2 separate regions of the Homo sapiens genome follow, and region 2 is linked to region 1. Evidence: chromatin loops called from intact Hi-C (ENCODE). Cell type or tissue: heart left ventricle. All regions are shown on one strand. Each heading gives the region's core, and the rest is flanking DNA. Links, peaks and the distances in the headings are about the cores only. Region 1 overlaps SPTAN1 (spectrin alpha, non-erythrocytic 1). Region 2 overlaps GLE1 (GLE1 RNA export mediator).

The links. Peaks named below come from ENCODE experiments on the same cell type or tissue, not always from the same donor. Only the 100,000 strongest peaks of a DNase experiment are listed, where the experiment ranks them.
Region 2: it touches region 1 in a loop (1.8-fold over the local background); 7 of 110 quality-filtered maps call a loop at or near these places.

What each region holds. Positions count from the first base shown.
Region 1 is chr9:128,591,694-128,603,439 of GRCh38, forward strand. SPTAN1 (spectrin alpha, non-erythrocytic 1) reads left to right here. Exons shown (of 57, transcript NM_001130438.3): 23 at 1,290-1,349; 24 at 2,482-2,680; 25 at 6,707-6,811; 26 at 7,270-7,293; 27 at 8,387-8,422. Among named protein-coding and RNA genes, the nearest start is that of SPTAN1, 45 kb to the left of the region's middle. In heart left ventricle, for the core only: no CTCF peak of the experiment used is centred there; no DNase peak of the experiment used is centred there.
Region 2 is chr9:128,515,731-128,533,215 of GRCh38, forward strand. GLE1 (GLE1 RNA export mediator) reads left to right here. Exons shown (of 16, transcript NM_001003722.2): 4 at 6,938-7,086; 5 at 7,550-7,610; 6 at 7,862-8,116; 7 at 9,462-9,693; 8 at 11,449-11,561; 9 at 11,726-11,795. It overlaps LOC101929270 (a long non-coding RNA gene), which reads right to left. Exons shown (of 4, transcript NR_188457.1): 4 at 12,881-13,270. Among named protein-coding and RNA genes, the nearest start is that of GLE1, 20 kb to the left of the region's middle. In heart left ventricle, for the core only: no CTCF peak of the experiment used is centred there; DNase peaks (open chromatin) are centred at 8,031 and 9,538.

The sequences.
Region 1 (11,746 bases), core at 34-8,033:
AGCTTAGGCGTGTCCTGAGGCTCCTGGAGCCCACCTGCACGCCTCCTGCTGTCTCCACCCCACTTTGAGCCCACAGACCTCCCTGTGTGGGTCTCAGACCCCTGACTGATGACTTATATTGCTTTGTTTTTTTTCCACCAGTGTTCATGAGTTTTTCCTAACCAGAATTTTTCTAATCATTGCCATTTGCCTTTTGGTTCGAGATGCTTTTTGAAATTGGATTTTCAGATACTCTACGCCCCTACAGCTCTGTCCACTTTGAAAAGCTGCTTTCAGAGCTTCTCTGTCTGCCATAGCTTTGAGTTCTGAGAATGGAATTTTGTAATGAAATGGCTCTGTCCTCTTTCCTCTAGCTGAGCCCCCATATTGCCCTGTGTCCCTCCTTTAGGGTATTTCTGACTCCACTAGTGGAATCAGCAGTTTTGGACACTTGGGAAATATCCAGGAAATACATTCCCACTAGAGTTTGGGTAGAATAGTGAAATTTTTGGGCTCCAGTGATCCTCAGTAAGATCAGAGTTATTTGTCCACTTTATAGATTCTGTTACTATAGAGATAAGAATGGGAGGTTTTGGTTTGTGTTCTTTTTTTTTTTTTTTGAGACAGATTCTCGCTCTGTCATCCAGACTGGAGTGCAGTGGTGTGATCTTGGCTTACTGCAACCTCTGCCTCCTGGGTTCAAGTGATTCTCCTGCCTCAGCCTCCCAAGTAGCTGGGACTGCTGGCACATGCCACCATGCCCAGCTAATTTTTGTATTTTTAGTAGAGATGGGGTTTCACTGTGTTGGCCAGGCTGGTCTCAAACTCCTGACCTCGTGATCCGCCCGCCTTGGCCTCCCAGAGTGCTGGGATTACAGGCGTGAGCCACCACGCCTGGCCTTGGTTTGTATTCTTACCAGTAGTCTGGGTCATAAATATAAGAGGAAAAAGATCAAATACGTGGCTAAATTGCCTGTTAGCACTCAGTAAAATTTCTTTCTAAGGGTAGTCCAGTCTGTTCCCTGACCTTGCTCTGTGAAGTTACCAGTGTTTTCAGCACAGGAAAATCTGCCTTAAGCATGGCAGACCCGCCAGGAAAATGAAGGTGAACTAACCCTCTAATTTTCCTGCTATTTCTTTACTGTCATGTCACTCATGACTTAGACTGCTCCTTAGACCTGTTGAATAACTCCATAGTTTCCCAACATTAAGCATCCACCATCATGGCACCAGTCGGAGCTGCTGCCTTTCATCCCTGTGGATTAACCCCACTAATTCGTGCATGCTTTTGCTGTGCCCCCTCTGTGCAGGACACGCATAACTAAGGAGGCCGGCAGTGTATCTCTGCGTATGAAGCAGGTGGAAGAACTGTGAGTAGGCTGAGAGTCTTGCAGAGCACCAATGTCCACTGCTACCCTATCCATTCTCCCTCTGCCGCTTCTCTTGAAGGCCTTTGTCCATCCAGAAAGATGAGGTGGTGGGAGGAACTGCCTGTCCGTGCAGCAGCTTTGGCTCACAAGGGAAGAGGTCGCGGTGCAGCTGTGTCGGTCGATGACTGCTTATCTCATTGGTTGCTTCCATGTGCAGCTGTGTGTTCAGAGTGGTGTTGGTTCTCCCTCCTGTTGGTTTTTGTGGTGGACCAGCCACTATCAGCAGCAAACCTGAAGGCCTGTTCTATAGTTTTCCTTAGTAGGAAGGAAATCATATGCTTCTCTTAAAGTGCTCTGATTCTTGGTAACTCATTGCTTTTTTATTTTACTTTGGGACACTTAGATTTGATGATGATTCTAGTTTTTTTTAATTTTTAGTTTTTTATTGTTTGTTGTTTTCGTGTTCAAAGATAATATTTCAGCCTTTTGTATTTTAGTTCCCGAGGGTTAGAATATTCTTTGATTCTTAAGAAATCTTTCAAGTAACAGAATGGCACAGATACTCAGTACTGTGCCTGATTTTCCTTCTGAACTTGCCAAAACTTTCTGAGAGCTGAATGTATCATTTTAGAAATGTCCTACTAATATGGAGATAAAACATCCTATATGAGGATATTTTAAAGCTCAGTGTACCCTCCCCCACCTCACCCCAGCCTGGGGGCTCTTCAGAGAATTATAAAAGACAGAAAAACCCTCTGTATACATTCTGCCCAGCAAGTTCATCTCGTCTCTCCACTGTAGTTGCATGAGCCCTGTGTTACTGTGCTAAGCGCTTGGTTTCAGTCCCTTGTGGTTGTGTTGTTCTAAGTGCAGAATCGGCCTGGGGATAAGTGTGCCTGGCTGTTCTAGCCACCTGGTTGTGAACAGTACAGTGTGCGCATATCTCTCAGGCTGTGGCGTGGGTACTTGGGATCCTCGTCTTCATCTGATAACTCTGTTACTAGGGCATCATCATTACAAACTCGTAGCCTGGAATCCACATCTTGGAGACACCTCGTGGTTTGCCTTTATGTTAGCATCTACAGCTAACTGCCTTCCTTGTCCCTCTTGTCACCCTCTTGAATTCCATCAGATATCATTCTCTGCTGGAACTGGGTGAGAAGCGTAAAGGCATGTTGGAGAAGAGTTGCAAGAAGTTTATGTTGTTCCGTGAAGCGAATGAACTACAGCAATGGATCAATGAGAAGGAAGCCGCTCTGACAAGTGAGGAGGTCGGAGCAGACTTGGAGCAGGTTGAGGTGCTCCAGAAGAAGTTTGATGACTTCCAGAAGGTATGGGCAGTCTTCAGGCTCAGCTGAAAATTTGTTTAAAGATTTGAGTCTCTTGATTTTTTTTTTTTTTTTTTTTTGAGATGGATTCTCACTGTCATCCAAGCTGGAGTGCAGTGGTATGACTTCGGCTCACTGCAACCTCTGCCTCCTGGGTTCAAGTGGTTCTCCTGCCTCAGCATCCTGAGTTGCTGGGATTACAGATGTGCGTCACCACGCCCTGCTAATTTTTGTATTTTTTGGTAGAGACAGGTTTTCACCATGTTGGCCAGACTGGTCTCAAACTCCTGACCTCAGGTGATCCACCCGCCTCAGGCTCCCAAAGTACTGGGATTATAGGCATGAGCTTCTGCGCCTGGCCAGAGTCTCTTGATTTCTGACTGCAAATTACTGGAATGCAAATTACATAGATTATATTCCATCATGTATGTAGCTTTTTTTTTTTTTTTTTTTCAATTTTTTTTTTTTTCCTTTTGAGACAGAGTCTCTCTTTTGTCGCCCAGGCTGGAGTGCAATGGTGCGATCTCGGCTCACTGCAACTCCTCCTCCCAGGTTCAAGCAGTTCTGTCTCAGCCTCCCGAGTAGCTCACCACCACGCCTGGCTAGTTTTTGTATTTTTAGTAGAGATGAGGTTTCACCATATTGGTCAGGCTGGTCTCAAACTGCTGACCTCAGGTGATCCGCCTGCCTCAGCCTCCCAAAGTACTGGGATAACAGGCGTAAGCCACCGTGCCCGGCCTCAGTTTTTTTTTTGTTCAAGACAGAGTCTCACTCTATCACCCAGGCTAGAGTACAGTGGCTCGATCTCAGCTCACTGCAACTTCTGCCTCCCAGGCTCAAGTGATTCTCATGCCTCAGCCACCCGAGTAGCTGGGATTACAGGTACGCACGACCACATCTGGCAAATTTTTGTATTTTTAGTACAACCGGGATTTTGCCATGTTGGCCAGCCTGGTCTTGAACTCCTGGCCTCAAGTGATCTGCCCACCTCAGCTTCCCAAGGTGCTGGGATTACAGGCATGAGCTACCATGCCTGGCCTGTGTAGCTATTTTTAAAAGACTTTAATTGAAACCTTTTTGGACAAATTTAGTTTTAAGGAAAGATATGCTATGTTCTCTACATGTTGTTATAAGAACTTTTCTAAGCCTAAACTACAATAGATGTGAAAGTACTCTTTTTTTTTTAATTGGGGTAAATTCACAAAGCTAGCCATTTTAAACTGTACAATTCAGTGGTATTTAGTACATTCACAGTGTTGTGCAACCACCACCTCTAGTTCCGAAACATTTGTGTCACTTCAGAAGAAAACCACATATCCGTCAAGCATTCATTTGCCATTCTCCCTAACCCCAGTGGCCCACGCAGCCACTCATCTGCTGCTTGCCTCCAGATTTACCTATTCTGGACATTTATATAAATGGAATCACGTTATGTCACTTTTTGTGACTGGCTTCTTTTGTTTAGGTTTTCTTTCTTTTATTTATTTATTTTTTGAGACAAGGTGTTCTGTTGCCCAGGCTGGAGTGCAGTGGCCCAGTCTCGGCTTACTGCAGCCTCCGCTTCCTGGGCTCAAGTGATCCTCCTGCCTCAGCCTCCTGAGTAGCTGGGATTATAGGTATGCACCACTATGCTCAGCTAATTTTTGTATTTTTTGTAGAGACAAGGTTTTGCCATGTTGCCCAGTCTGGTCTCAAACTCCTGAGCTCAGGCCGTCTGCCCAGCTTGCCCTCCCAAAGTGCTGGGATTACAGGTGTGAGCCACCGCACCCGGCCCATAATGTTTTCCAGGTTCATCCTTTTTGTAGCACATACCAGTACTCCATTCCTTTTTATTGCTGAATAATATTTCACTGTTTGATACACTACACATTGTTTTTGGGTTTTTTTGTTTTGTTCGTTTTTTTTGTTTGTTTGTTTGTTTTTCGAGACAGAGTCTCTCTCTGTTGCCCAGGCTGGAGTGCAGTGGCGCAATCTCGGCTCACTGCAACCTCCACCTCCCAGGTTCACGCCATTCTCCTGCCTCAGCCTCCCGAGTAGCTGGGACTACAGGCACCCGCCACCACGCCCGGCTAATTTTTTGTATTTTTAGTAGAGATGGGGTTTCACCGTGTTAGCCAGGATGGTCTTGATCTCCTGACCTCGTGATCCACCCGCCTCGGTCTCCCAAAGTGCTGGGATTACAGGCGTGAGCCACCACGCCCGGCCTAATATACTACACATTGTTTATCCATTCCACCACTTAAAAGGATTCTTACAACAAATTAAAATGAGGAGGGAGAACTTATTTCTCCTATAGTAACTGTGCATTAAAATTTTATCTCGTTTTTATTTATTTTTTAGAGATAGGGTCTCACTCTCTCACACAGGGTAGAGGGCAGTGGATGATCATAGCTCACTGTAACCTCAAACTCCTGTGCTCAAGTGATCCTCCCACCTCAGCCACCCGAGTGGCTGGGACTATGCACATAGGCTACCACATCCATTATTATAATTGAAAAAATTTTTCTGGCCGGGCCCAGTGGCGCATGCCTGTAATCCCAGCACTTTGGGAGGCCGAGGCAGGCAGATCACCTAAGGTCAGGAGTTCGAGACTAGCCTGGCCAACATGGCAAAACCCCATCTCTGCTGAAAATACAAAAATTAGCTGGGCGTGGTAGCGCCTGCCTGTAGACCCAGCTACTCGGTACACTGAGGCATGAAGATCGCTTGAACCCGGGAGGCGGAGGTTGCAGTGAGCCATGATCACGCCACTGCACTCCAGTCTGGGCAATAGAGTGAGACTGAGTCTCATTAGAGAAAAAAAAGAAAAAAAATTTTTCTGTAGAGATAGGGGTCTGGTTATGTTGCCCTAAGCTGGTCTTGAACTTAAGCAATCCTCCTGCTTTGGCCTCCCATAGTCCTGGGATTAAAGGTGTGAGCCACCACACCTGGCCTCATCACATTTTTAAAACATTATTTTAAAACCAAAAAGAGGTTTTAAAAAAGTCTCTATTTGATAAAATTATTTGCTGGGCATAGTGGTGTGTGCCTATAGTCCAAGCTACTCAGAAGATTGAGGTAGGAGGATTGCTTGAGCCTGGGAGGTAGAGACTGCAGTGATCCATGATTGTAATACTCCACTCCAGCGTGGGTGACAGTGAGACCCCGTCTCCAAAAAAGACAAAAAACTACAGTTAATGAAGTAAATTTGAGTCCAATAATTATCTGAGGACTGGGAAAACCAATCCATAGGGATACCTGTTGAACAGATCCTTATAGCTTTTTTTGTTTGTTTTGTTTTGTTTTTGTTTTGTTTTGAGACAGAGTCTTGCTCTGTTGCCCAGGATGGAGTGCAGTGGCACGATTTTGGCTCACTGTAACCTCTGCCGCACCCCGGTTCAAGCGATTCTCCTGCCTCAACCTCCCGAACAGCTGGGATTACAGGCGCCTGCCACCGCGCCTAGCTAATTTTTGTATTTTTAGTAGAGACGGGGTTTCACCATATTGGCCCGGCTGGTCTTGGACTCCTGACCTCGTGATCCACCCATCTCGGCCTCCCAAAGTGCTGGGATTACAGGCGTGAGCCACCGCACCCGGCCTGTTTTGTTTTGTTTTTGAGATGGAGTTTCGCTCTTGTTGCACAGGCTGGAGTGCAATGGCGCAATCTCAGCTCACCGCAACCTCTGCCTACCGGGTTCAAGCGATTCTCCTGCCTCAGCCTCCCGAGTAGCTGGGATTACAGGCATGGACCCCCACACCCAGCTAATTTTGTATTTTCAGTAGGGACAGGGTTTCTCCATGTTGGTTAGGTTGGTCTCGAACTCCCGACCTCAGGTGATCCGCCCACTTGGGCCTCCCAAAGTGCTGGGATTACAGGCGTGAGCCACCATGCCCCCAGCCATAGCTTATTTTTTTAATCCCCCCCTTTTTTTTTTTTGGTAGGCCTCTGTAGAAGAATCCTTATAGTTTCAAGCCATAGTTTGTGACTATGTCTCCTTTGACTTTGGCTTGCTATTTTGGGTTTTAGTTATTATGGCTTTTGCTTTAAAGGACCTGAAGGCCAATGAGTCACGGTTGAAGGACATTAACAAGGTAGCTGAAGACCTGGAGTCTGAAGGTCTCATGGCAGAGGAGGTGCAGGCTGTGCAACAACAGGTAGGTGTCTCCATCTTGGAGTGAGGCTCTGTTGCTGTAAGGATGCAGCTTTGTTCCTCTTGTGTCTGTCATAGCCCAACAAGCAGTGTTTCATAACACAGAACTGTGGCTTGGCTGTAGGTCAGGTCCTCTATGTGACCAAAACCATTTTGATTAACTTCTTTATACCCATATCCCTCACTTTCACTTGGTTTGGAGGGGGGTGGGGGCTTCTGTCTTCTCCGTAAGCTCATTAAATATTTAATGTTTATATAGCCATTAACTAATGGTAATTTCATAAGTTCCTCAAAGAAAAAGTTTATATATAAATACTTGAAGCTCTGCTGGACATTTGGACTGGCATTTCCATTTGTCCTTTTGGAATTATCTCCTGTGTTTCCAGGTTTGGCCATAATAAGTATTCTTGAGAGATGTGTATTTCTTCTAATAATAAAACTGGTTTCTCTCTCTCCTTGTAGGAAGTGTATGGCATGATGCCCAGGGTAAGTTTCGGGTGCTGTGTGTGGATCTTGAACATGAGAAGGACTTAAATCTTGGGAAGAATATCAAGCCAAGAACTTCTTCATCAGAATTGCTGTTCCTGAACCTCAGATGCCTTTTGTGTGTAAAGATTTGTGGAAAACTCCAAAAATTGATTTCTTTTTTTTTGAGACGGAGTCTCACTCTGTCAACCAGGCTGGAGTGCAGTGGTGTGATCTTGGCTCACTGCAACCTCCACCTCCCAGGTTCAAGCGATTCTCCCATCTCAGCTTCCTGAGTAGCTGGAATTCCACGCATGTGGCACCACACCCAGCTAATTTTTGTATTTTTAGTAGAGATGGGGTTTCACCATGTTGTCCAGGCTGGTCTCGAACTCCCAACCTCAGGTGATCTGCCCACCTCAGCTTCCCAGAGTGCTGGGATTACAGACGTGAGCCACCATGCCCAGCCCAGAAATTGATTTCTATTTGCCATTCTCCAAAAGACAAAAAAAGTTGGTTTTTTTTTTTTTCGGTCTTTTGTTTGTTTGTTTGTTTTTTAAGAGATAGGGTCTTGCTTTGTTGCCCAGACTGGAGGTCAGTGGCTTTTCACAGCTGCAGTTATAGCCTACTGCAGCCTCGAACTCTTGGCCTCAAGCAATCCTCCCACCTCAGCCTCCCAGGTATCTAGGACAACAGGCATGCAACACAAAGCACAGCTCTAAAAAAAAAAAAAAAAAAAAAGTCTTCTGTCTCTTCAGTTTTCTAAAACTTTTTCTATAGCTATCTTTAGGTTCATTTATTACCCCTTTGCAGACAATCTTATGAGTACAACATAAAAGTTGGTGGTTTTCTTATTAAATTTCTTTATTCTCTCCATTTCTTCTACTGGATAAAAAAATTGGAATTTTTCTCTCCCCTGTTTGTTGGCTTAATTTTTCTTAACCAGCCTTGTAGTTTGTTACCAGCCAAACTATGGAGGGAAAATGCTGTTTTGGTTAATGTATTAGTATCTGGGATCTCCCCTGGGGGAAACTAGAGTCATTCGCTGGAAAGGCCAGGTGCTTTGTTTCATGGTCAATTGCTTGGCTGCCTAAATTCCTCTTTCTTTGAATAGGATGAAACTGATTCCAAGACAGCCTCCCCGTGGAAGGTAAGAACTCCTTTGCAAATTATTGTTTTCAAGAGTTTTGCGAGATCATGAAATATGTCCTTTTCTGGTGTGCCTTTCTCTGAATATTCAGCTTAAGTCTTTAGTCATTTCTGGACTTGTTTGGGCTGGTTTCTTTCTGAATCTGTTAACTCTAAAATGTGATGCTTAATATACAAAAGCAGAGTGTCTGTCAAATGCTCAGTACAGTTAGGTTGCATTGATTACCCATGTTGGTGCAGGATATGCTGCAGCAGGGAGCACTGTTGTTGGCAGGGTCCCACCAGTAAGAGGCGGTCCAAAGGGAAATGATGTGAACACGAGAACAACTACACATGTAAAGGAGGGCAGGCCTTCATTCACCATCTGCCTGGCCTCTTTATCCTGTGGCCTAAGAAAGGCTTCAGAGATGCCCAATACAGAGATGTAAAGGGAGGAATGAGATGTTTCCCCACTACAGTAGACATTTTTCTGGACAAATCTGGGTGTGAATATGGCTTAACCAGAATGGGCCATCCCTGACCAAGAATACAGGGAGAAGGTGTGTTTTTTTGTTTTGTTTTGTTTTGAGATGGAGTATTGCCCTGTCACCCAGGCTGGAGTGCAGTGGCACAATCTCGGCTCACTGCAACCTCCGCCTCCCCAGTTCGAGCAATTCTCCTGCCTCAGCCTCCCAAGTAGCTGGGACTACAGGCATGTGCCACCATGCCTGGCAAATTTTTGTATTTTTAGTAGAGACAGGGTTTCGCCATGTTGGCCAGGGTGGTCTTTAACTCCTGACCTCAGGTGATCTGCCTGCCTCAGCCTTCCAAAGTGTTGGGATTACAGGCCTGAGTCACAGCACACAGCCAGGGAGAAAGTCTTTTTTTTTTTTTTTTTTTTTTTTTTTGAGACGGAGTCTCGCTCTGTTGCCCAGGCTGGAGTGCAGTGGCACGATCTCAGCTCACTGCAACCTCTGCTTCCCAGATTCAAGCGATCCTCCTTCCTCAGCTCCCCTAGTAGCTGGGGTTACAGGCATGCACCACCATGCCTCCTAATTTTTGTATGTTCAGAAGAGATAGGGTTTCCCTGTGTTAGCCAGGCTGGTCTCAAACTCCTGACCTCGGGTGATCCACCTGCCTCGGCCTCCCAAAGTGTTGGGATTACTGGCCCGGCTGAGGTTTTTTATGTGATACATTTATAACTGTGATTGTGTAACTGGTTGCCTGTGTAACTGGTTGCCTGTGTCTCAGTTCTAGCATCTTCCCTCCTGACCCAGCTCTTCAGGAATACATCACTTGAGTTACAGGCAAGTTAGACAGCAGATTCTGACTTTATAAAAGTAGATCTTTTGGCTAGGTGTTGTGGCTCACACCTGTAATCCCAGCATTGTGGGAGGCTGCCACAGGTGGATGAGCCCAGGAACTGGAGACCAGCCTGGGCAACATGGCAAAACCCCGGCTCTACAAATAAAAATAAAAATGTTTTAAAAAGAAGAAGAAAAAAAGTAGGCCTTCTCCTCATTAGTACAGTGGTGAGTTTGACAAGCAAATAAAAAACAAAAAGTAAAAAGAAATTTTAAAAGTGTGTCCCCAGAAATATGAAGAAAGCATGAAAAGCTAAAAACAAAAAGCCTCCCCTCAACAACCTTTCCGTGTCCACCTTTGAACCCGCTCAGTCACCTTGTCTGACCTCTCCTGAGGACCTAGGCTGAGAGGGGTCTGTGTCTTGTGGCCTCCTTCCCCCACTGGCTCTGACTATTCTCCTCATTAAGTAGATTTCTAACTGGGCCAGGCATGGGTATACACCTTTCCTTCTATTCAACTTTCTCTCCTTTTCTCACTCTTCCCTTTTCTTACGTAGCAAAACTTGGTCATTGATGATATGAATGGGCAACAGCCTTACCCCCTCAACAGAATGTTTCTGATAACATAAGTATTCTTTCAGAAATTTATTTTAGGTACCTTTATAAATCCCAGTACCTCTTATTGGAGACAGTGGGTCCACCTTCTGACTCCTATAAACACACGGGTTGAAAATGTCACCTAGGGATGCCATGAGGACATCTGCATCCAAGCTCAGCCCTCCTGCCCTCCTGTTTTTTTTTTTGTTTTTTTTGGGTTTTTTTTGTTTTTTTTTTTTTGAGACAGAGTCTTGCTCTTTCGCCCAGGCTGGAGTGCAGTAACGTGATCTCAGCTCACTGCAACCTCTGCCTCCTGGGTTCAAGCAATTCTCCCACCTCAGCCTCCCGTGTAGCTAGGATTACAGGCACCCGCCACCATGCCTGGCTAATTTTTATATTTTTAGTAGAGACGGGGTTTCGCCAAGTTGGCCAGGCTGGTATTGATCTCCTAACCTCACCTGATCCACCCGCCTTGGCCTCCCAAAGTGCTGGGATTACAGGCGTGAGCCATCATGCCCTTCCTCTTGTTCTTTACTCAAAGGGTTGTGAGCATTATAACCTAGGCCAATTAGAGTTTCTTTCCAATGAATTGGGTGGGCTGAAAGATCCTAAGGGACTTTATTTATTTGTTTTTATTTGTATTTTATTTATTTATTTTCGAGTCGGAGTCTTGCTCCGTTGCCCAGGCTGGAGTGCAGTGGCGCAATCTCAGCTCACTGCAACCTCTGCCTCCCAGGTTCAAGCGATTCTCATGCCTCAGCCTCCCAAGTAGCTAGGATTACAGGCTCACACCACCGTGCCCAGCTAATTTTTGTATTTTTAGTGGAGACGGGGTTTCACCATGTTGGTCAGGCTGGTCTCAAACTCCTGACCTCAGGTGATCCACCCACTTTGGTCCCCCAAAGTGCTGGGATTACAGGCGTGAGCCAGCATGCCTAGCCCTAAGGGACTTTAGGTTTTTAGAAGTAGCTACGTTGTTGAAATGTACGTTGTTGAAATGTACGTTGTTGAAATGTACGTTGTTGAAAGCTAATTCACTGCTTTATTTTTTCCCTCTGGTAAAGCCGTTGCCCTTCAACGGGGATACGGTTAAAAAGAACAGCAACCCAGTAACTATAATTGGAGATGAAAGTGATTATTAGAGCTCCTGGCTGTTAAACAGTCTCAGCTGCCAGCATTTGTTAAATTTAGGGTTTTTTTTTTTCCGGAATGTTCTCCTGTAGTATAGACAAGAAAATGACACTAATCATTAGTCTTTTAGGTATTTTTCTGTCCAACTAGCTGCTAGAATTGTGGTTTTTACCATTCTTTTTTCACTCTTCATCAGATAAAATTAATTACTCAGTTGAGTCTAATTGTGCACTTTGGGTATTTTCATGACATTCTAGTACTTGACACTTGTACTGATGTCTCTGTTAAGAATGTTGACAGTATCCCTTTAAGGT
Region 2 (17,485 bases), core at 3,642-11,641, 72 kb before region 1:
CTCATCCTTCCCACCTACTGTTTAGTTTTGGGGGTAGTGTAATAGAGGTCAGGAGTGAGTGCTCTGAAGTCAAGTCTGGTTTCAGATCCTGGCTGTTACATTTTACATGTGACTTTGGGAAAATTACTTAGCCTTTTCTGGCTTCCATTTACTTCTCCAAAATTTGGAAATGGTCTGGGATTGTTAGATAAGCTTATTCTGAGAAAATGGGACCTTAGCCTCTTTTTTTTTTTTTTTGAGGTGGAGTTTTTGCTCTTGTTGCCCAGGCTGGACTGGACTACAGTGGTGTAATCTTGGCTCACTGCAACCTCCACCTCCCAGGTTCAAGTGATTCTCCTGCCTCAGCCTCCCAAGTAACTAGGATTACAGGCTCGCGCCACCACACCCAGCTACTTTATTTTCTATTTACTAGAGACGGGGTTTCACTATGTTGGTCAGGCTGGTCTCGAACTCCTGACCTCAGGTGATTCACCTGCCTCAGCCTCCCAAGGTGCTGGGATTACAGGCATGAGCCACGATGCCCAGTCAGGACCTTAGCCTCTTGAAAAAATAGCAGCACTATTTTAATTAATTTATTTGATTGTATTTTGTTTTTGTTTTTGTTTTTGAGATGGAGTCTTGCTCTGTTGCCCAGGCTGTAGTACAGTGGCACCATCTCGGCTCACCGCAAGCTCCGCCTCCCAGGTTCATGCTATTCTCTTGCCTCAGCCTCCCAAGTAGCTGGGACTACAGGTGCCTGTCACCACGCCCAGCTAATTTTTTGTATTTTTAGTGGAGACAGGGTTTTGCCGTGTTAGCCAGGACGGTCTTGATCTTCTGACCTCGTGATCTGCCCGCCTCGGCCTCCCAGAGTGCTGGGATTACAGGCATGAGCCACCGTGCCCGGCCTGTTTTTTGTTTTTGTTTTTTTGAGACAGAGTCTTGCTGTTGTCAGCCCGGGCTGGAGTGCAGTGGTGCAATCTTGGCTCACTGCAACCTCCGCCTCCTGGGTTCCAGCAATTCTCCTGCCTGAGCCTCCCAAGTAGCTGAGATTACAGGCGCCTGCCACCACGCCTGGCTAATTTTTGTATTTTTTAGTAGAGACGGGGTTTCACCGTGTTGGCCAGGCTGGTCTCAAACTCCTGACCTCAGGTGATCCACCCACCTCAGCCTCCCAAAGTGCTGGGATTACAGGCATAAGCCACTGCGCCCAGCATGTATTTTTTTTTAATTAGGAAAGCAATGCATGATCTTGTAAAAATGTTTCAGAGTACAGGAATTTAGAAAATGAAAGTCTTGGCCAGGCACGGAGGCTCATGCCCGTAATCCCAGCACTTTGGGAGGGTGAGGCAGGTGGATCACCTGAGATAAGGAGTTCCAGACTGGCCTGGCCAACATGGCGAAACCCCATCTCTACTAAAAATACAAAAATTAGCCGGGCATGGTGGCACATGCCTATAATACTAGTTACTGGGGAGGCTGAGGCAGGAGAATCACTTGAACCCGGGAGGCAGAGGTGGCAGTGAGCCAAGATTGTGCCACTGCACTCTAGCCTGGGCAGCAGGGCAATACTTTATCTCAAAAAAAAAAAAGAAAAAGAAAATGAAAGTCTTCTAACATCTTGCCTCATTGGTCATTGAGTCAATAAATATTTGCTGAGCACCTATGTGCTAGATGCTGTTCCAGGTCTAGATAAAACAGTAAACATTATAGACATAGAGCTTATATTGTGGTGGGAAGAGACAGAAGTAAACAAGAGAAATAAGTAAAATATTTGGAACATTGTTGTAATCTGGGTGAAAGATGGTGGTTGCTTAGAGTAGGGTGGTAGCAATGGAGATGGTGAGAAACGACTAATTCTGCATATCAGAGTTGTTTTAATTCAAAGATTTATTTCCTGCATCTTTGGAAATTTTTCCCCTTGATTAGTTCACCTCTCCATTGCCTAAGTTAATCCTCTATATGTCCTATTCTTTCTTTCATTTTCCTTTTGTCTTATTGTTTTGTTTTCTAGAAGATTTCTATATTTTATTCTCCACCTGTTGATTGAAAAAATATATATGTATTTATTATGTCTAATTTTCATGAGTTTTTTTGTATTCTCCACTTCTTCCTTTTTCAGAGCATCTTATTCTCATTTCTTATCATATTCAGAGCTCTTTTTCAGATTCACTTGTGTTCCTTGATATACATGTCCTTCTGGATTCATTATTTTTTATTTGTTCATCTTGATCCCTTTTAGGATATAGAGATTCCTCAGTTATCTAAAGATCCTTATTGCTAGTAATCAGATCAGAGATTCAAGGGGAATAATCAGAAACAAGGTTATTAAGCTTTAGGACTTCCTAAGTGCCAGCATATTGTTTTGGAATACTAGTTCCCATACTGATTAGCTGTTTCTGGACAGTTTATTCATTTTCTTAAAAAAAACTCACGTGCCTGGCCTATTTTTTTTTTTTTCCGTATTCTGTTAGTCACGGTAGTCATAAAGTCCACTCAGGTTGAAGTAGAGGGTATGGAAGGATTGTCAGACAATTTGCAGATCTGTTTTAAAATCATTACAGCACAGGGCCGGGCCTGTTGGCTCACACCTGTAATCCCAGCACTTTCGGAGGCCGAGGCAGGCAGATCACTTGAGGTCAGGAGTTTGACACCAGCCTGGCCAACACAGTAAAACCCTGTCTCTACTAAAAATACAAAAATTAGGCAGGCATAGTGGTGCACGCCTGTAATCCCAGCTACTCAGGAGGCTGAGGCTGGACAATCACTCGAACCTGGGAGGTGGAGGTTGCAGTGAGCCAAAATCGCACCACTGTACTCCAGCCTGGGTGACAGAGTTGAGAATCCGTCTCTAAAAAATAAAAAATAAAAATAAAATAGCTGGACATGGTGGCTTGCACTGGTAATCCCAGCACTTTGGGAGGCCGTGGTGGATGGATCACGAGGTCGGGAGTTCGAGACCAGCCTGGCCAACATAGTGAAACCCCGTCTCTACTAAAAATACAAAAATTAGCCAGGCATGGTGGCAGGCACCTGTAGTCCCAGCTACTTGGGAGGCTGAGGGAGGAGAATCGCTTGAACCCAGGAGGCGGAGTTTGCAGTGAGCCAAGATTGCACCACTACACTCCAGCCTGGGCGACAGAGCGAGACTCCAAAAAAAAAAAAAAAAGCTGGGCACTGTTGCGGGAAGTCAGGGACCCCAAATGGAGGGACTGGCTGAAGCCATGGCAGAAGAACATGGATTGTGAAGATTTCATGGACATTTATTAGTTCCCCAAATTAATACTTTTATAATTTCTTATGCCTGTCTTTACTGCAATCTCTAAACATAAATTGTAAAGATTTCATGGACACTTATCACTTCCCTAATCAATACCCTTGTGATTTCCTATGCCTGTCTTTACTTTAATCTCTTAATCCTGTCAGCTGAAGAGGATGTATGTCGCCTCAGGACCCTGTGATAATTGCATTAACTGCACAAATTGTAGAGCATGTGTGTTTGAACAATATGAAATCTGGGCACCTTGAAAAAAGAACAGGATAACAGCAATGTTTAGGAAACAAGAGAGATAACCTTAAACTCTGACCGCCGGTGAGCTGGGCAGAACAAAGCCATATTTCTCTTCTTTCAAAAGCAAATGGGAGAAATATCGCTGAATTCTTTTTCTCAGCAAGGAACATCCCTGGGAAGGAGAATACGCGCCTGGGGGTAGGTCTATAGATGGCCCCCTGCATGTGGCCGTCTTTTATGGTCTGTAGACTGTAGGGGTGACATAGACCCCAGTCTCCCATAGCGCTCCCAGGCTTATTAGGAAGAAGAAATTCCTGCCTAATAAATTTTGGTCAGACCGGTTGCTCTCAAAACCCTGTCTCCTGATAAGATGTTATCAATGACAGTGGTGCCTGAAACTTCATTAGCAATTTTAATTTCACCCTGGTCCTGTGGTCCTGTGGTCCTGTGATCTCGCGATCTCGCCCTGCCTCCATTTGCCTTGTGATATTCTGTTACCTTGTGAAGTACTTGATGTGTGTGACTCACACCCTATTCGTATACTCCCTCCCCTTTTGAAACTCCCTAATAAAAACTTGCTGGTTTTACGGCTTGTGGGGCATCACAGAACCTACCGACATGTGATGTCTCCCCCGGATGCCCAGCTTTAAAATTTCTCTCTTTTGTACTCTGTCCCTTTATTTTTCAAGCTGGCCAATGCTTAGGGAAAATAGAAAAGAACCTACATGACTATTGGGGCAGGTTCCCCAATAGGGCACCCGTGGCTTACACCTGTAATCCCAGCACTTTGGGAGGCTGAGGCGGGAGGATCACAAGGTCAAGAGATCGAGACCATCCTGGCCAACACTGTGAAACCCCGTCTCTACTAAAAATACAAAAATTAGCTGGGCGTGGTGGCACATGCCTGTAAACCCAGCTACTTGGGAGGCTGAGGCAGGAGAATCGCTTGAACCTGGGAGGCGGAGGTTGCAGTGAGCCGAGATGGTGCCAGTGCACTCCAGCCTGGGTGACAGTGTGAGACTGTGTCTCCAAAAAATATATATATATATGTATATATGTGTGTATATATATGTGTATATATGTATATATGTGTATATATGTATATGTGTGTATATGTGTATATGTGTATATATGTATGTGTGTATATATGTATATATGTATATGTGTATATATGTATGTGTGTATATATGTATATATATGTATATATGTATATATATGTATATATATATAAAAAATACAATAAAATCATTATAGCACAAATGCTTGGCTCTTGGCTGTTTTGATCTAATGACTAGGGGAAGACAGCAAGAGTTGACTGTTTTGTCTACAAACATTTAGCCGGTAGCTCCGTTTTCAGCCTGATGAGGCCCACCTATATGAGTCGTGGCATTTCCCAGTCTTGAGACTCTGCAGTTCGGCTGGTAGATTGGCTTTCTGCTCCCGTGAGGCATCGTCTGCTTCTCACACACATCGTGTGTGTGTGTGTGTATCCTTGGGTTTTCTCAGCTCTGCTCTATCATTTATTGCTTCTCCACTATTTTTTTTTTTTTAAAGACAGGGTCTCGCTCCGTTGCTCAGGCTGGAATACAGTGGTGCAATCACCGCTCCTTGCAGCCTTGACCTCCTGGGTTCAGGCATTCCTCCTACCTCAGCTCTTTCTGCTTTCTAAATAACTGGGACTGCAGGTGTGCACCACCACAGCCAGATAATTTTTAAATTTTTGGTAGAGACGGGGGTCTCTCTGTTGCCCAGGCTGGTCTCGAACTCCTGGGCTCAAGTGATCCTCCCACTTTGGCCTCCTCAAGTGCTGGGATTACAGATCTCAGCCAGTGCACCTGGCTATTTCTCCACTGACTGTTTTCCAGAAGTATGTAGAAGATTTTTCCCTGCTGGTGACATCTCTCATGCTCTATGTGGTGTTATGTCTTTTTTTTCTTTCCAATTCTCACTTTAACAGAGTCCCAGAGGAGAGGACATATATGCTTGTTTAGTTTGCCTTCTTTCGCTGGAAGCTTTAAAATAAGTTTTAAGACTGGGTACAGTTGGCTTATGCCTATAATCCCAGCAGTTTGGGAGGCCAAAGTGGGAGGATAGCTTGAGATCGGGAGCTCTAGACCATCCTGGGCAATATAGTGAGACCCTGACTCTATAAAAAATTTAAAAATTAGCCCCGTGTGATAGTGGACACCTTTAGTCCCAGCTACTCAGGTGGCTGAGTTGGGATGATCCCTTGAGCTCAGGAGTTCAAGGCTGCCGTGAGCTATAAGTGTGCCACTGCACTCTAGCCTACATGACAGGGTGAGACCCTGTCTCAAAAATAAACAAATAAACAAAATAAAATATAATTATGTTTTAAAATAAAATAACATAATGTCTTAACAGTAGATTTTGACATATCTCCATGCTAGCTGGCATCTCGTCATCTTTAAGGGCTGCATAGTATTCTGCAGTATGACTGTACTATAATACGTGTCGTCATTCCCCAGTTAAGTGGTTTTAAATGTATTGCTGTTATCAACAGGGCTCCAGTGAGCATTCTTGTACATATATCTTTGCACACACATACAAGCATTTCCTCAGGATAAATTCCTGAAATGGAACAAGTGTCAAAGGATATAGACACTTCAAATTTTGATAGTTAAAATGTCAAATTGCCTTTAACCATATGTGAGTACTCTCATGAAATGATAAATTCAATATCTGATACCCTTAGGTACTAAGGAAAAGGACTTTCCTTAGTGGAGGTCCAGGAGAAAATCTTCGAGGCAGAGATTAACAAAATCAGTGAGATAGGAATGTGTATAGCTTGTTTATGGAATTAGAATGAGGATTTCCGTAAATTACCAATGAACCCCATAAGACTACACAGGATGGAAGCTTAATAGTGCATGGCTGTTTGATGTCATGTTGCTAAATTCCTGTCCGTTCCCAACTTGTACTGGAGTGACATAAACCATATGGGGCAATTGGAAGAGCTTTCCAAAACAGCTGAGCTTAAAGATCAAGCAAAAGGAGAAAGGATATTCCTGCAAAGGTTCTGATTCCATGCCCTTAAGTATCTCTGATGGTGTTAGGGGCCGATGGGCAGGTAGCCCGCAGGGGTAAATGATCAAGGTGTTGAAGGCGCTCCAGAGAGCAGGTGTTAAACATTTTCGGCCGGGCGAGGTGGCTCACGCCTGTAATCCGAGCACTTAGGGAGGCCAAGGCAGGCGGATCACAAGGTCAAGAGATCAAGACCATCCTGGCCAACATGGTGAAACCGTCTCTACTAAAAATACAAAAATTAGCTGGGCATGGTGGCAGGCACCTGTAGTCCCAGCTACTTGGGGAGCTGAGACAAGAATCGCTTGAACCCGGGAGTTGGAGGTTGCAGTGAGCTGCACTCCAGCCTGGCGACAGAGAGAGATTCCATCTTAAAAAAAAAAAAAAAAAAAAAAACCTTTTCAGGAGGGCCTGAGGCTATGGCAGGAGGAGCAGGAGAGGAAGGTGCAAGCCCTCTCGGAGATGGCATCTGAACAACTGAAGCGGTTTGATGAATGGAAGGAACTGAAGCAGCATAAAGAATTCCAGGACTTGCGGGAAGTAATGGAGAAGAGGTGAGTCTCCCTGAATTATGACTGGGAATGTTGATGTGTTCAACTGGAACTCTTTCCCAAGAGGAATTCCAAAGGGAAAGAGTTGAACAACTTCTGAGTCCTTAAATATCAAGGTAAAATAGGCAGAGAATTTTATAACCTGGAAAAAAGACCAAACTTGGAGAGACAACCAAAGGAACACAAAGAGGGAGGCTTTTAGGAGAGGTAAAACAATTTTACGGGCGTGGTGGAACACAGCTGTAGTCTCAATTACTAGAGAGGCTGAGGCAGGAGGATTGCTTGAGTCCAGGAGTTTGAGGCTGTGGTGAGCTATGCTCTGCAGCCTGGGCAACATAACGAGACCCCATCTCTAAGAAAAAGGGAAGGAAGGGAAGGGAGGGCAGGGAGAGGGAGAGAAAAGAAAGAAAGAAAAACAATTTCAGGAAGTATCCCTGACTATTCCTCCCTGCCATTTTTCATGCAGCTCCAGAGAAGCCTTGGGACACCAAGAGAAGCTAAAAGCTGAGCACCGTCACAGAGCAAAGGTCAGAGCCTGGCAGAATTGGTGTGGGTGTTTTGGTGTCTGTCTGTAACCTGCCTGGAGAGCCAGGTTTTGGCAGATGGCCACCATGGAGGATCTGGGCCGTATTATGCCTGTGTATGACTAACCTTGGGATGTCCTCTTCCTGCTCTGAGCCCATCTGTGAAAATATGTAGCCCACGTAGAATTTGAGGACTGTAGAAAGAAGAAGCCCAGGAACCCCTCAGAGAGAAGTCACTCAGCCCTTTTCTACAGATTCTCAACCTGAAGCTGCGGGAAGCAGAGCAGCAGCGCGTGAAGCAAGCAGAACAGGAGCGGCTTCGGAAGGAAGAAGGCCAGATCCGCCTGCGGGCCCTCTATGCTCTGCAGGAGGAGATGCTGCAGCTCAGCCAGCAGCTGGATGCCTCTGAGCAGCACAAAGCCCTGCTTAAGGTCGACCTGGCTGCCTTCCAGACCCGAGGCAACCAGCTGTGCAGCCTCATCTCAGGGATCATCCGGGCCTCTTCAGAGGTGAGGGGGGCTTCAGAGTGACTCTTTGCTGTCTTTGAAATGGAAGCCTTTAAAAGCAAAACTGTTTTCTGACTTAAAAAGTAATACCTGCTATCTGCTTATTGGGGGAAATACCAAACATTACTTGTTATCTCCATATCTCTTTACCTAGAAGTAACCACTGTTAACATTTTATTTTGTTTCTTTTATTTATTTCTTTATTTTTATACCTGCTTATTCTGGAGTCTTTTTTTTTTTTTTTTTTTTTTTTTGTGATGGGGTTCCCCTTTGTCACCCAGGCTGGAGTGCAGTAACACAGTCTCAGCTCATGCAACCTCTGCCTCCCGGGCTCAAGTGATCCTCCCACCTCAGTCTCCTGAGTAGCTGGGACTACAGGCGCATACCACCATGCCCTGCTAATTTTTGTATTTTTTTGTAGAGACAGGGTTTTGCCATGTTGCTCAGGCTGGTCTCTAACTCCTGGGCTGAAGTGATCCCCCTACTTCGGCCTCCCAAACTGCTGAGATTACAGGTGTGAGCCACGGTGCCAAACTTTTTTTGTTTCGTTTTGTTTTTAAATTAGCAATAGAGATCTCACTATGTTTCCCAGGCTGGTCTTGAACTCCTGGGCTGAAGTGATCCTCCCACCTTAGCCTCCCGAAGTATTGGGGTTACAGGCACGAGCCATTGTACCTGCCCTGTTTCTTTGCTTTGCTTTTTTTTTTTTTTTTTTTTTTTTTTTTTGAGACAGGGTCTCACACTCTTGCCCCGGCTGGAGTGCAGTGGTGTGATCATGGCTCACTTCAACCTCCGGCTTCCAGGTTCAAGCGATTCTCGGATTACTTGAGGCTAGGAGTTCGAGACCAGTAGGTTTCAGCCAACATGGTGAAACCCAGTCTCTACTAAAAATACAAAAATTAGCTGGGTGTGGTGACGCACACCTGTAATCCCAGCTACTTGGGAAGCTGAGGCACGAGCAGCACTTGAACCTGGGAGGCAAAGGTTGCAATGACCGAGATCTTGCCACTGCACTCCAACCTGGGCAATGGAGATTCTGTCTCAAAAAATAATTATTATTATAATAAAACAGTATTATTTTTGTCTAACATATTGTCACAAACTTTTTAAAAAATTACGCTGGCCCTTGTTGCTGAGAATACAGACCAATTTATACTTAGAAACTATGGATGTGACAGTAAGTTGGAATTATTAATACCTTTAAGAGAACAGGGAAAGAAGTATCAATTCGTTGAATGTGGATACTCCATTGGTGCAACAATTCCAATTGCAGGAAATTTATTGACTTGTATGAGGTATGATTTACCTAGGGAATGACCACTAAGCACCATCTCCGTCACTCTGACAGAGCAGCTATCCCACAGCAGAGAGTCAAGCTGAGGCTGAGCGAGCTCTGCGGGAAATGCGGGACCTCCTGATGAACTTGGGGCAGGAGATCACCAGAGCCTGCGAAGACAAGAGGAGGCAGGATGAAGAAGAGGCCCAGGTAAAGCTGCAAGAGGCACAGATGCAGCAGGGACCAGAGGCCCACAAAGAGCCCCCAGCTCCCAGCCAGGGCCCAGGAGGGAAACAGAATGAAGGTGGGTTTCAGTATGGATGTGGTCCTTTAACTCGTAAGTTTCAAATGTGAAGAGAAACAAGAGCATGTTTTGAATGTTGTGTTAAACTGTAGGACAGTTAACCAGAATTTTATGTAATGTATTTCATTCAGTTTTGGTTGATGTAGAGTCTGATTTACGATTCCAACACTTTGCGTGAGGACTTGAAATTCTGTATAACTCTAGCAGATACATTATTTCAATTATTGCTGCTGCTGAGTATTTTAAATAAATGCGCACAGATATGTGTTGGTGTAATACGTATAAGGGGTCAGGAGTTCGAGACCAGCCTGGCCAACATGCCGAAACTCCCATCTCTACCAAAAATAAAAAAATTAGCTGGGCATGGTGGCACGCACCTGTAGTCCCAGCTACTCGGGAGGCTAAGGCAGGAGAATTGCTTGACCCAGGAGCTGGAGGTTGCAGTGAGCTGAGGTGGTGCCACTGCACTCCAACCTGGTGACAGAGTGAGACTCCGTCTCAAAAAAAGAAAAAGAATCAGTGTACCATAGTGTTTGAGAGTGCTGACTCTGGAGCCAGATCAGTGGGAGTCTGGTTTTTGTTGTTGTTGTTGTTGTTGTTGTTTTTTGCGGGGAGGGGATGGAGATTTGCTCTTGTTGCCCAGGCTGGATTGCAGTGGCGCGATCTTGGCTCTCTGCAACCTCTGCCTCCCGGGTTCAAACAATTCTCCTGCCTCAGCCTCCCGAGTAGCTGGGATTACAGGTGCCTGCCACTGTGCCTGGCTAATTTTTGTATTTTTAGTAAAGATGGGATTTCACCACGTTGGCCAGGCTGGTCTCAAACTCCTGACCTCATGATCCACCCGCCTCGGCCTCCCAAAATGCTAGGATTACAGGTGTGAGCCACCGCACCCAGCCTGGGAGTCTAATTTTTCTTTTTTGGTGTGTTTTGTTTTTGTTTTTGTTTTTTTTGAGACAGAGTTTTGCTCTTGTTGCCCAGGCTGGAGTGCAATGGCACAATCTCAGCTCACTACAACCTCCGCCTCCCAGGTTCAAGCGATTCTCCTGCCTCAGCCTCCTGAGTAGCTGAGATTACAGGCATGCACCACCACACCTGGCTAATTTTTTTGTATTTTTAGTGGAGACGGGGTTTCTCCATGTTGGTCAGGCTGGTTTCGAACTCCCGACCTCAGGTGATCTGCCAGCATTGGCCTCCCAAAGTGCTGGGATTATAGGCATGAGCCACTGCGCCCAGCGTTTTTTGTTTTTTGTTTTTTTTTTGAGATAGGAGTCTCACTCTTGTTACCCAGGCTGGAGGAGTACAGTGGTATGATTATGGCTCACTATAGCCTCACCCTCCCAGGCTCAAGTGATCCTCCCCACTCAGCCTCCCAAGTAACTGGGACTACAGGCATGCGCCACCCTGCCTGGCTAATTTGTGTATTTTTTGTAGAGATGGGATTTCACCATGTTGTGCAAGCTGGTCTCAAGCTCCTGGGCCTGTCTTGGCCTCCTAGAGTACTGTAATTATAGGCGTGGGTCACCACACCCAGCCTTAGTTTTTCTACTTAGTAGTAATGTGACCATGGCAAATCACTTAACCTTTTTGTGCCTGTTTCCTTTTCTATAAAATGGAGATAATAATAGTATCTATTTCATAGTTATGGTGACAGTTAAAGCAGTCAGTACATACATAAAGTGATTATAACAGTGCCTGCCTCATATTACATGTTCAGTAAATACTAGCTATTACTAAAACCTCTCTTTTATTTCTCAGACCTCCAGGTGAAGGTACAAGACATTACAATGCAGTGGTACCAGCAGCTGCAGGATGCTTCCATGCAGTGTGTGTTGACCTTTGAGGGCCTGACCAACAGCAAGGACAGTCAGGTAGGGGAGAGGTATATGGCAGTAATTTTGTGGACTTGATGGTTCTCAGAGAATGATCACTTCGTGTCCCAAAGGAATGTAGCTGGCATGTCACTTTACCTGATTCTAAGTGACATCTACTCAGCTCTTCAGAACACTGCTTTCTCACTGTTCTCTTCTGGCAGGCCAAAAAGATAAAGATGGACCTCCAGAAGGCTGCTACCATCCCAGTGAGCCAAATCTCTACCATTGCAGGTTGGTCAGAGGGGTTGAGAACATGACCTTTCATTTCATTGTATTATCTTTCAGACTCCAAATCTATGTATCTGTAAGGTTCCTATAAAAGTATATTCAAACAAATGTTTACAGTTGGATCGGGTACATATAAGTGACATACATCTTGTTTCCCTGATATAATCATGGCTGGGCTCACGCCTGTAATCCCAGGACTTTGGGAGGCCGAGGTGGGCGGATCACGAGGTCAGGAGTTCAAGAGCAGCCTAACCAACATAGTGAAACCCTGTCTCTACTAAAAATACAAATACTAGCTGGGTGTGGTGGCTCTCACCTATAATGCCAGTTACTCAGGAGGCTGAGGCAGGACAATTGCTTGAACCCAGGAGGCGGAGATTGCAGTGAGCCGAGATCACACCACTTCACTCCAGCCTGGGTGACAGAGCGAGACTCTGTCTCAAAAACAAAAAAAGAAGACTCTTTTTTTTTTCTTTTTTTCTTTTTTTTTTTTTTGAGACAGAGTCTTGCTCTGTCGCCCAGGCTGGAGTGAAGTGGCGTGATCTCGGCTCACCGCAAGCTCCGCCTACCGGCTTCACGCTGTTCTATTCTCCTCCCTCAGCCTTCTGAGTAGCTGGGACTACAGGCGCCCACCACCATACCCGGCTAATTTTTTGTATTTTTAGTAGAGACGGGGTTTCACTGTGTTAGCCAGGATGTTCTTAATCTCCTGACCTGGTGATCCACCTGCCTCGGCCTCCCAAAGGGCTGGGATTACAGGCGTGAGCCACTGTGCCCAGCCCCCTTTTTTTTTTTTTTTGAGATGTAGTCTTGCTCTGTCACCCAGACTGGAGTGCAGTGGCGCAATCTCGGCTCACTGCAAGCTCTGCCTCCCGGGTTCACGCCATTCTCCTGCCTCAGCCTCCCAAGTAGCTGGGACTACAGCTGCCCGCCACCACGCCCAGCTAATTTTTTGTATTTTTAGTAGACACGGGGTTTCACCGTGTTAACCAGGATGGTCTCGACCTCCTGACCTTGTGATCCGCCCGCCTCAGCTTCCCAAAGCGCTGGGATTACAGGCGTGAGTCACTGCACCCGGCCTTTTTGACTCATTTTTAACAAGCTACCTTTTATGGCAAATTATTAGGATGGCTCTTAGCTTTGAAGTTGCAGTTTACTGCTGAAAACATCACTCAGGGAACCTAGGCTGTGACTTGCAGGCTTTGCTTCTGTCCTACAACATTAGCTTTTCCAAATTACTCCAAGCTCGCCTTGTTCATCCTCCAGGACTCCTTTTCTCTCCAGAGACTGAGGTTTAGAAAGTGAGAACCAGACAAGGAAGAAACTTCTTTAGAACCAGAGGTTCATTTGTATGGAGCTGTAGATGTGGAAGCCTCCAGATTATAGACTGAGCTGCCAGGTGGCTGGGGAGTGTGTGTGCAACTGGAACACTCCTCTGACGCATCGTGGGTTCCGTTCCCCGACTCACTTCTCATTGCCTGGAAAGCATAGGAAAATTTCAGTTCCTGCCCTTGATAGGCAGTCCAGCAAAACTTACATATGACTTTGCTGCCTGAAATTCTTTCTGGAACAGGGCAAGGTATAAATAAATAAATAACATATCACTTTTTGGAATTTAAAGTGCTGTGTCCTTTGATAGCAACAGCAAAGCAAGAGAGGTTGACTGGACAGCCACTCCACACCTCGATGGCCGTTCCCAGTTCCCCTCTGTTGACTGCAGACAGGGTCAGTACCTCCTTCATCAGGAAAATGGAGACATCCAGTGTGAGCTCCTCAGAGCCCCTCCACCACTGCACAGTGACATTTACCTCTTAGTCTCCTGTGTCACTGGATGAGGCGTCCTTGCTGCTGGGCTTACCCTTCCACCTCTGCCCTTGTTCCCTTTCCTTCCTGTCTCCTGTCAGACTGCCTCATCGTTTATTGCCTTTCCTGTTTTCTGTGATTACTCCTTTTTATAGGCTCCTCTCTCTCAGCCTGTAAATATATGTGAGCCCCTCACATCCTAACATGAGTCTCCCTTGATCCTATGTCTTCTAAGTGTTTGCTGATCTTCCTGAGGTTTCTGTTCGGCACTGTTGCTGCTTTCTCTGTGCAACTCTACTCCTTTGGCCTCCATGGTGCCATTACTTTCCAGGTTCTTCTCCTCCCTCCCTCACTACCCTTTCCTCTCTCTCTCTCCCTCTCTCCCTCTCTCTCTCTCCCCTTTGTGGGTTTCTTAGTCTTCTACCCCACTCTAATTGTAGGTGATTCCTAGGGATCTACTCTTTTTTTTTTTTGAGAGTCTCGCTCTTTCGCCCAGGCTGGAGTGCAGTGGCACTATATCGGCTCAGTGCAAGCTCCACCTCCCGGGTTCACGCCATTCTCCTGCCTCAGCCTCCCGAGTAGCTGGGACTGCAGGCGCCTGCCACCACGCCCGGCTAATTTTTTGTATTTTTAGTAGAGACCAGGTTTCAACGTGTTAGCCAGGATTTCAACGTGTTAGCCAGGATGGTCTCGATCTTCTGACCTCATGATCTGCCCACCTCGGCCTCCCAAAGTGCTGGGATTACAGGCATGAGCCACTGTGCCCGGCTGGGATCTACTCTTATCCTGCAGTTCTTTTCGTTCTCTCTACTTACAGGGCTTCAAACATTACCTGAATGCTGATGACTCCCAAACCTACCTCTGGTTTATTCCTTTCTTCTGAGCTTCAGATTCTCCAGCTTCAGCTACCTGAGGGACATCTCTGCCTATATGTCTCTTAGCTGCCTCAAGTTTAATGTGTTCAAATCCAAACCCATCATCTTCCTTAGCCCTCTTTGTCTGCTGTTTTCTCTTGAGTAATCAGTAGCACCATTATCTACTCAGTAATCTTAGCTGGAAACCTGGGAGTCATCTTTATGACTGCTGCCTCTCTTTCACTCACCACATCGAATTAGTCTATATCTTTGCCTTTTTTAATTTTTCTACACATTTCCTGACTCTCCCTTTGTCTCCATCAAGACTTTAAGTCCTTTAAGATCTTGTAGTCCAGCCAGACACAGAACATGCTCTAGTTAGTGCTCAGTAAGCGTTTAATGAATAGGAGGGAAGGATCACCTAATTCTTCTCTTTTTTAAAAAGGTGGGCCGGGCGCGGTGGTTCACGCCTGTAATCCCAGCACTTTGGGAGGCCGAGCCTGGCGGGTCACCAGGTCAGGAGATCGAGACCATCCTGGCTAACACGGTGAAACCCTGTCTCTACTAAAAATACAAAAAATTAGCTGGGCGTGGTGGCAGGCACCTGTAGTCCTAGCTACTCCGGAGGCTGAGGCAGGAAAATGGCATGAACCCGGGAGGCGGAGCTTGCAGTGCGCCGAGATAGCACCACTGCACTCCGTCCTGGGTGAAAGAGCGAGATTCCGTCTCAAAAAAAAAAAAAAGGTGGGCCGGGCACAGTGGCTCACGCCTGTAATCCTGTAATCCCAGCACTTTGGGAGGCTGAGGCGGGTGGATCACAAGGTCAGGAGTTCGAGATCAGCCTGACCAATATGGAGAAACCCTGTGTCTACTAAAAATACAAAATTAGCTGGGCATGGTGGTGCATGCCTGTAATCCCAGCTACTCAGGAGGCTGAGGCAGGAGGATCTCTTGAACCCAGGAGGCAGAAGTTGCGGTGATCTGAGATCACGCCATTGCACTCCAGTCTGGGCAAAAAGAGCAAAACTCCATCTCAAAAAAAAAAAAAAAAAAAAAGGTGGATGTCAGCTGGGCCCAGTGGCTCACACTTGTAGTCCCAGCACTTTAGGCGGCTGAGGTGGGTGAATCATAGGAGGTCAGGAGTTCAAGACCAGCCTGGCCAATGTGGTGAAACCCCATCTCTACTAAAATACAAATATTAGCCAGATGTGGTGGCAGGCGCCTGTAATCCCAGCTACTCGGGAGGCTGAGGCAGGAAAATCACTTCAACCCAGGAGCGGAGGTTGCAGTAAGCCAAGATCGTGCCATTGTACTCCAGCCTGGGTGACAGAGTGAGACTTCATCTCAAAAAAAAAAAAAAAAGTGGATGTCGCCGGGTGTGGTGGCTCACACCTGTAATCCCAGCATTTTGAGAGGATGAGGCAGACAGATCACTTGAGGTCAGGAGTTTGAGATCAGGCTGGCCAACATGGTGAAACCCCGTGTCTACTAAAAATACAAAAATTAGCCGGGCGTGGTGGCACACACCTGTAGTCCCAGCTACTTGGGAGGCTGAGGTGGAAGAATCACTTGAACCCGGAAGGCAGAGGTTGCAGTGAGGTGACATCGAACCACTGCACTCTAGCCTGGGTGACAGAGTGAGACTCCAGCTCAAAAAAAAAAAAAAAAAAAAAGATGGATGTCCATGAGTGGTTAGAATTAGAAGAAATCTTAAATAAGGACATGATGTTGCTGTGGCATGGGGAGGCCACGTCAGTCTAGGGTTGGAAGCTAACTAACTTTCCTCCTACCTAGAGAGGTATGGAGAGAGGCTAGATGCTAGATGGGGCATTCAGCCAGTGGGGTCCACATGGTTGGCTTTTTTTTTTTTTGATAAGAGAACTGAATGACAGGATATTTCTGAAACTTTTGTGACATTTCTTGAAGTGATTAGGAACTTGACAGGGTATTTCTCAACTGGAGATGCTGTATTAATTAAAACATTGACTTCAGGACTTCAGGTAATGGAAAGTAATTCAGATCTGCTTTGCTTTTTTTTTTTTTTTTTTTTTTTTTTTAGGGAGGAGATGGAGTCTTGCTTTGTCACCCAGGCTGGAGTGCAGTGGCACAATCTCGGCTCACTGTAACCTGCGCTTCCTGGGTTCAAACGATTCTCCTGCCTCAGCCTCCCCGAGTAGCTGGGATTACAGGCACCCGCCACCACACCTGGCTAATTTTTGCATTTTTAGTAGAGACGAGGTATCACCATGTTGGTCAGGCTGGTCTCGAACTCCTGACCACAAGTGATCTGCCTGCCTTGGCCTCCCAAAGTGCTGGCCCAGATCTGCTTAAGCAAAAAAAAAAAAGCATTTATTGGAAAGATAAAGAAATATCCTACAGAACCCAGTGGCAGGAATGAGGTGAGGTCTCAGGAGCTAGAAACTTTAGTTCTTTTTTCCTCTCTCATCTCATCTGTCCTCTCTACATCTCCATTCTTATTTTATAGATTGCCGTTCTTTGGTCTTCATGGCAGGTACGCAGCCCCCACTGCTTGTGAGTGTATGTGACACAGGGCCAGCTACCTCAAGGAAGTGACTCTTAGTTGACTGACTGGCTCAGCTTGACTGCCTCTAATCTAACTGTAGCTAGTGTGGGGGTGGAGCACACAAAATCTTTGGTACAAATATAGCTGTTACGAATCCACTTCTGTGTCTCTGAGGACGGAAGAAGGCAAGTCCTGAGAAGGGGGCATATCATCATGAGCTGGTTAGATCCTTTAGAAGGTTTTTCCTAGAGATGTGACTAACTCCTCTAGAGATACCAACCACAGTCCATGGGGTCTGTAACAAAATGTAACACCTCTTTCTATACTGTTTATCCCTTCATTTTATGTGTACAGTAAGGGATACTGTTTATCCCTTCATTTCTGTAGGGCAGCACAGCTGGGTTTTTGTAGATGCTTTGTAATTACAATGATGAAACAGGCTGGGCATGGTGGCTCACGCCTGTAATCCCAGCACTTTGGGAGGCCAAAGCGGGCGGATCACTTGAGGTCAG